Regions from separate parts of the Homo sapiens genome. Here region 2 is linked to region 1. A link is a loop called in an ENCODE intact Hi-C map of the cell type or tissue named here. Cell type or tissue: OCI-LY7. All regions are shown on one strand. Links, peaks and the distances in the headings refer to the core of each region. The heading gives the core; the rest is flanking DNA.

Evidence for each region. Hi-C counts contacts between places; a loop is a spot of excess contacts. Peaks named below come from ENCODE experiments on the same cell type or tissue, not always from the same donor. Only the 100,000 strongest peaks of a DNase experiment are listed, where the experiment ranks them.
Region 2: it touches region 1 in a loop (15-fold over the local background); 1 of 110 quality-filtered maps calls a loop at or near these places.

The regions. Positions count from the first base shown.
Region 1 is chr12:132,632,481-132,635,242 of GRCh38, reverse strand. POLE (DNA polymerase epsilon, catalytic subunit) reads left to right here. Exons shown (of 49, transcript NM_006231.4): 43 at 865-1,057; 44 at 2,448-2,579; 45 at 2,735-2,762. Among named protein-coding and RNA genes, the nearest start is that of P2RX2, 15 kb to the right of the region's middle. In OCI-LY7, for the core only: a CTCF peak has its summit at 1,465; DNase peaks (open chromatin) are centred at 1,612 and 2,192; H3K4me3 peaks cover 1,912 bases; H3K27ac peaks cover 2,500 bases.
Region 2 is chr12:132,445,020-132,447,822 of GRCh38, reverse strand. LOC112268102 (a long non-coding RNA gene) reads right to left here. Exons shown (of 2, transcript XR_002957440.2): 2 at 817-2,803. Among named protein-coding and RNA genes, the nearest start is that of MUC8, 28 kb to the left of the region's middle. RefSeq lists enhancers at 1,068-1,754, 1,755-2,442. In OCI-LY7, for the core only: no CTCF peak of the experiment used is centred there; DNase peaks (open chromatin) are centred at 1,622 and 2,022; H3K4me3 peaks cover 1,664 bases; H3K27ac peaks cover 1,692 bases.

The DNA of each region.
Region 1 (2,762 bases), core at 263-2,762:
GGAGGTGGCTGTCGGGAGCAGTCTGGGGAAGGGGTCACGTCTGGCTGGGGCTCATGGTGTTTGCAAGGTTGAGACGTGGGTGGTCAGCTGGTGCAGGAGTGGCCAGAGAGTGGCTGGGTGGGTTGAGAGGAGGCCTGTGTCCTCCACAGGGGCCCTCATAGTGGACTGAGAGGAAGCTGTGGGTACCAGAGCCAGGGGCTCAGATGTCAGAGGGAAAGCCCTTTGTAAGGACGCAGACGCTTCTGGGAGCTGGCAGGATGAAGCCAAGACTGCCCAGGACACCTGGATGGGAGCGATTCTGGTTGGAGTTGGGGGATAAACCCTGATTGAAGGGATTCAGAACAAAGTGGGAGGGTAGAAACTCAGGCAGTGTAGACCGCTCTGAGGAGGGGATCAGCGTGTGGTCAGGGCAGGTGGCAGTGGGTGTCGGTGTCTACACAGACGTGGATGGTGCCGTGGCACGAACACAGGCTGCGCGGGAGGCTGGGTCTGTGATGGGGTCGTGCCGTCCCAGGAGATTCATGGACTCAGAGGAGAGAACAGTCACCGGGAAGCTCTGGCTGGTTCTTTCGTCCTTGGGGGGTGGGAGTTCAACAATTAAAGTGAACTCTGGAAGAGCAGAGTGAAGCTCACAGTCCCAGGTCACGAGCACTTCTGTGTGCCAGGCGCTTCCCACAAAGCACTTTGTACTGGGAGCCACCCTGGGGGATTCACGCAGGCTCCAGGGGATGCCTTGACTGCGAGGAAGGCCTCTGGTCAAACGGGGCAGATGGACCCAGGTTGGAGGAGCCTTCGCTGTGGCATCCTACCCCTCTACCAGGCCGCGATGGTGCAAACACAGCCGCGTTGTCTCATGTGTTACAGCAAGACTCCCAGAAAGCAGGGGGAGCAGAGGATGAGCAGGAAAATGAGGACGATGAGGAGGAAAGAGATGGGGAGGAGGAGGAAGAGGCGGAGGAATCCAACGTGGAGGATTTACTGGAAAACAACTGGAACATTTTGCAGTTTTTGCCACAGGCAGCCTCCTGCCAGAACTACTTCCTCATGATTGTTTCAGGTAAGCCCAGAGCCCAGGGCTGCGCAGCCCCCACTGAAGGGACTCATGGTTAGTAGATGTGGCTCCTGTGCCATGGTATCGCAAGAAGGGAGACAGGGAAAATCAGATCGGGCGGAGCCTGCCCAGCAGTTGGGACTTTGTGAGCCGAGGGGCCTCCTCTCCAGGCTCCAGGCATGTTCCACTGGAGGGCCCGGAGAGGGGTGACTGTCTTCCCTCCAGCCTTTGCTCTCAGGAAACTCCATGGGGAGCGGCTGCCCCTGGCCGTGTCATTGAGGAGTTTCCTAGCTCTGCTCCCGCCATCTGATTCGGTAACTCAGTCACATACATTCCCAGGGAACATTTGTGTGTGTGCACGTTCAGTAGCTGAAGATAAAGCCCTGGGTCAGGTCAGCTGCCCCCTGGCTGGTCTGTGAGGCCTAACTTTCTGGTGGGGGAGTTCCTATGCCTTGGTTTGGGTCTGCAGGCTTAGAGTTTGCAAATCAAGCTATGCAGGTTAGTGTGCAGATGAAGTGTATCGAGGAAGCACTGTTTGTAGTTGACAGCCCTAAGTTAAAGAATGCCCTAAGTAAAAACAGCAGGTTGTGATGTGCACACACAGGTGGATGCGGTCACAGAGGCCTTCGTTGATGATCATTTTATATTTTTGTCTACTTGTCCTTGAGTCTTTAACTTTCTCAGTTCTCTCTTGCAACTTTCTATGTCTCTTTTGAAAAGTTCCGGGTTGGCCGGGCGCAGTGGCTCATGCCTGTAATCCCAGCACTTTAGGGGGCTGAGGCGGGTGGATCACGTGAGGTCAAGAGTTTGAGACCAGCCTGGCCAACATGGTGAAACCCCATCTCTACTAAAAATACAAAAAGTAGCCAGGTGTGGTGCGCACACCTTTAATACCAGCTACTCAGGAAGCTGAGGCAGGAGAATCACTTGAACCCAGGAGGCGGAGGTTGCAGTGAGCTGAGATTGCGCCATTGCACTACAGTCTGGGCAACAAGAATGAAACTGTGTCTCAAAAAAAAAAAAAAAAAAGGGTAAGTGCCAGGTGACAGGCCCGGAGTAGTTTTTGGAGAAGCTTGCTGATGCCAGGGGCCCTGCCTTTGCTTGTGTTGGGAGCTGTCTTTCACGCGCTACCCAGTGAGAGGCTTAGTGTACATGGCCCCATTTATACAGTTTTCTCTCTGACAATGAACTCAGGTGTCAGCGAGTGTTCCTTCTCATTTCCACTTCTCACTTCTCTAATTTACTTTTAGCTCATCTAAAGGCTGCAGATAAAATTATTAACAATGACATTTTAGCCTCATCTGTGAGGCAATCTGACCAGCCATGGGTCCCCTCAGATTCTAGGGTGTTTGCAGCAGCCCGACTCAGGGCCTGTGGTGTGTGTGCCTCTCCACAGCGTACATCGTGGCCGTGTACCACTGCATGAAGGACGGGCTGAGGCGCAGTGCTCCAGGGAGCACCCCCGTGAGGAGGAGGGGGGCCAGCCAGCTCTCCCAGGAGGCCGAGGGGGCGGTCGGAGCCCTTCCCGGTGAGCAGTCTTTTGTCTTTTGAGGCCACTGCCATGTGCCAGTGACCTAACTCCTCTGTGTGCCATGGGTGGTCCCCGGTGCCAGTCCCCCAGGTGGGAGGTCCCCAGTGCCAGACAGGTCCCAGACCCCTCCCTCAGCATCCTTATACTTCCAGGAATGATCACCTTCTCTCAGGATTATGT
Region 2 (2,803 bases), core at 112-2,611, 190 kb after region 1:
TAGCTTGTGAATCTTGCAAATCTCAATAAAGCTGCTTCAGCCACGCCTTTGAGGTCTTCACCCTTAGGCCAGAGGCCATTTCTCACTTTGAGAACCTGGTACTGGCTTAAAAGACTGTCCTGGGCCCTCTTGATTCCTCCAGATTCTGCAAACTCAACGGCTCCTCACGTGCCTGCCCCCCACCTCCCCGCCCCCAACTTCAGCCTCTGTCTAGACAGGTCCTCGCAGGGCCACGACCTTCCCCGCAGCCAGAGGTGGTGCCACCCCAGCGCTCCGCCTGCCCTCAGCGGGGGTCTCCTTCCCATCCTCCTCCCCAGCCTTCCCACCATCCCCCGTAGACTCCTGGAGGCCCCCAGGTTCTGCGTGACTCCAAAGGTGACAGCACATATTTGGGGTGCTAATCATGGTGGCACCCCATTTCCTGGCACCCACTTCTCACTCGTAAGATGGCTTCTCAGGATGGTGCCTCCCCAGACGCACGGACTCTGGGCCTGTGTAGCCAGTGGCATGAGCTGGAGGTGGCAGACTGTGACTCTGAGACGGCGTCTTAGTAGCCCTGGAACTCCTGCCTCAGCTTTGTGGGATTTGTCCTAGGGGAGGCCAGCTGCCTGCCAAGAAGCTTGATGACCCTGGCAGCCATGCTGTGAGGGGGTCCAAGCTGAGCGTGGAGAGGCTACTCAGAAAGAGATGCTGGACAGCTCCAGCCTGCATTTGCTGCAACCACACTGGAGACCCTAGGCAGGAAGCACCCAGCGCAGCCCAGTCAACTCCAGAGCCCTGAGCACTCACGGTAGATTGCTATTTAGGCCATCAAGCTCCGGGGAGGCTTATTTATTTATTTATTTATTTATTTTTGAGACGGAGTCTTGCTCTTGTTGCCCAGGCTGGAGTGCAATGGTGCAATCTCGGCTCATGGCAACCTCCACCTCCCGGGGAAGTTTATTACGTAGCAGGAGATAACTAAAAGAAAGTGCATTTTGTTACATTTTGTTGGCTGATGGGTACATTGTCAACAAAGCTGTGCCGGGATTGCAGCAGTTTGAGCAGGGAGGGTGTGGGGTGGGACCTACTGCATAAACAGAGATTTTATTAGTGGATAGTTCTCTGAATATAGCCTTGAAACTGTAACCACCCAACGGGTTCTTCTTGCCTGACAGCCGATTTATCAGGACAGGAGAATTGCAATAGAGTCTAGTGCATCCAGAGCCAGCTAGCAGGAGACTGGAGTTTTATTATTACTCAAATCAGCCTCCCTGAAAATTTGGAAACTGGAGTTTTTTAAAAGATAGTTTGGCAGGCAGGGGGCTAGGGAGTGGGGAGTGCTGGCTGGTTGGTCGGGGATGAAATCACAGGGGCTGAAGCTGTCCTCCTGCACCGAGTCGGTTCCTGTGAGGGCCACAGACCGGAAGAGCTAGTTTACCCGTCTGGGTGGTGCCAGCGGAGCCGTCAGAACGCAGGGTCTGAAGAACCTCTCCAGCATCAATCTTAGGTCCTACGGCGGTGACGTCATCCACAGGAGCGGCTGGGAAGGGTCCTGTGGGCCTACGATGGTGACGTCATCTACAGGCGCGGCTGGGGCGGTATCCTGTGGTCTTACTGTGGTGACGTCATCTACAGGAGCGGCTGGGGCGGTGACTTGTGGTCTTACGGCGGTGACGTCATATACAGGAGCGGCTGGGAAGGGTCCTGTGGTCTTACGATGGTGACGTCATCTACAGGCGCGGCTGGGGCGGTGTCCTGTGGTCTTACGGCGGTGACGTCATATACAGGAGCGGCTGGGGAGGAGTCCTGTGGCGTCTGGCTGCGTGAATCCTGAGCCGGAATTCCTAATCCTGCTGTTATTTGTCGGTTTTACAACGGGACTGGTCCCCCCAAGCGAGGAGGGAATCTGTTTTGGGGAGGGGCTGTTATCCTTTTTGTTCCCAACTTAAACTGTAAACTAAGTTCCTGTCAAAGTTAGTTTGGCCCACGCTCAGGAAGCAGCCGGGCGGGTTGGGGTGGAGGCAGGTGGAGCGGGTCAGGTTGGCCTCTGCCACTGTCGTGATTCCTCACTACTACCGTCTTAGCAAAGGCGGTTTCAGAACAGGGAGGGCTGAGGCCAGGAGCACGCCGGTGGCGGAGCCTCTGCGCCTGCTGTTCATTAGCGGATTTTGGAGGAGCCAGGGGAGTGTAGTCCCTTCAGGAGGCGGCGGAGGGAGGTGGGAGGTGTTTGGGGAGCTGGCAGGTGGGCTGGGGCCGAGCTCACAGCCTTCCTTGCAGGGGGAGTGGGGCCTCGGGATCTGAGAGCTCCTCCCCGCGGCCCTTCCCTCCTTTCTTAAGGGCCTAGAGTGGGTGGAGGGTGGTGCTGGCTGGCAGAGTGGGGGTGGGGGCAGCGAATGAGGGGCAAGTGTTTGCGTCCTCTCAGGCCTGGGGGCTAGTGCCACATGGAAGTGAATGCTCTCTGTCAGCAGGTCGGGGTAACTGGCATAACTGCGTTGTAATTACAGGAAAATTGCTCATTAATAACTGTGTTAGCGAGGCAGGGCGGAGGCAGATGGCCAGGGCAGATGCAGTGGGGCTGGGGGTTTCGGGGGTGGGGGTGCTGGGCTGAGCCTGGAGATGGGGGCGGAGCCCTGGGGTGGAGGAGAAGATGGTGTTTGGCTGGGCCCGGGCCAGGAAGTGGTTTTGCAGAGGTGTTTCTGCTAAAACGTTCTCCGTGCCCGGCAGCCAAGGCTGCAGAGTAGGAACTAGGCCTTCTGCTTCTGCTCGCGCGCAAGGCTGCCACACTGAGAGACCGGCGTTGGGCCTGCACCCGGTTCCCCCT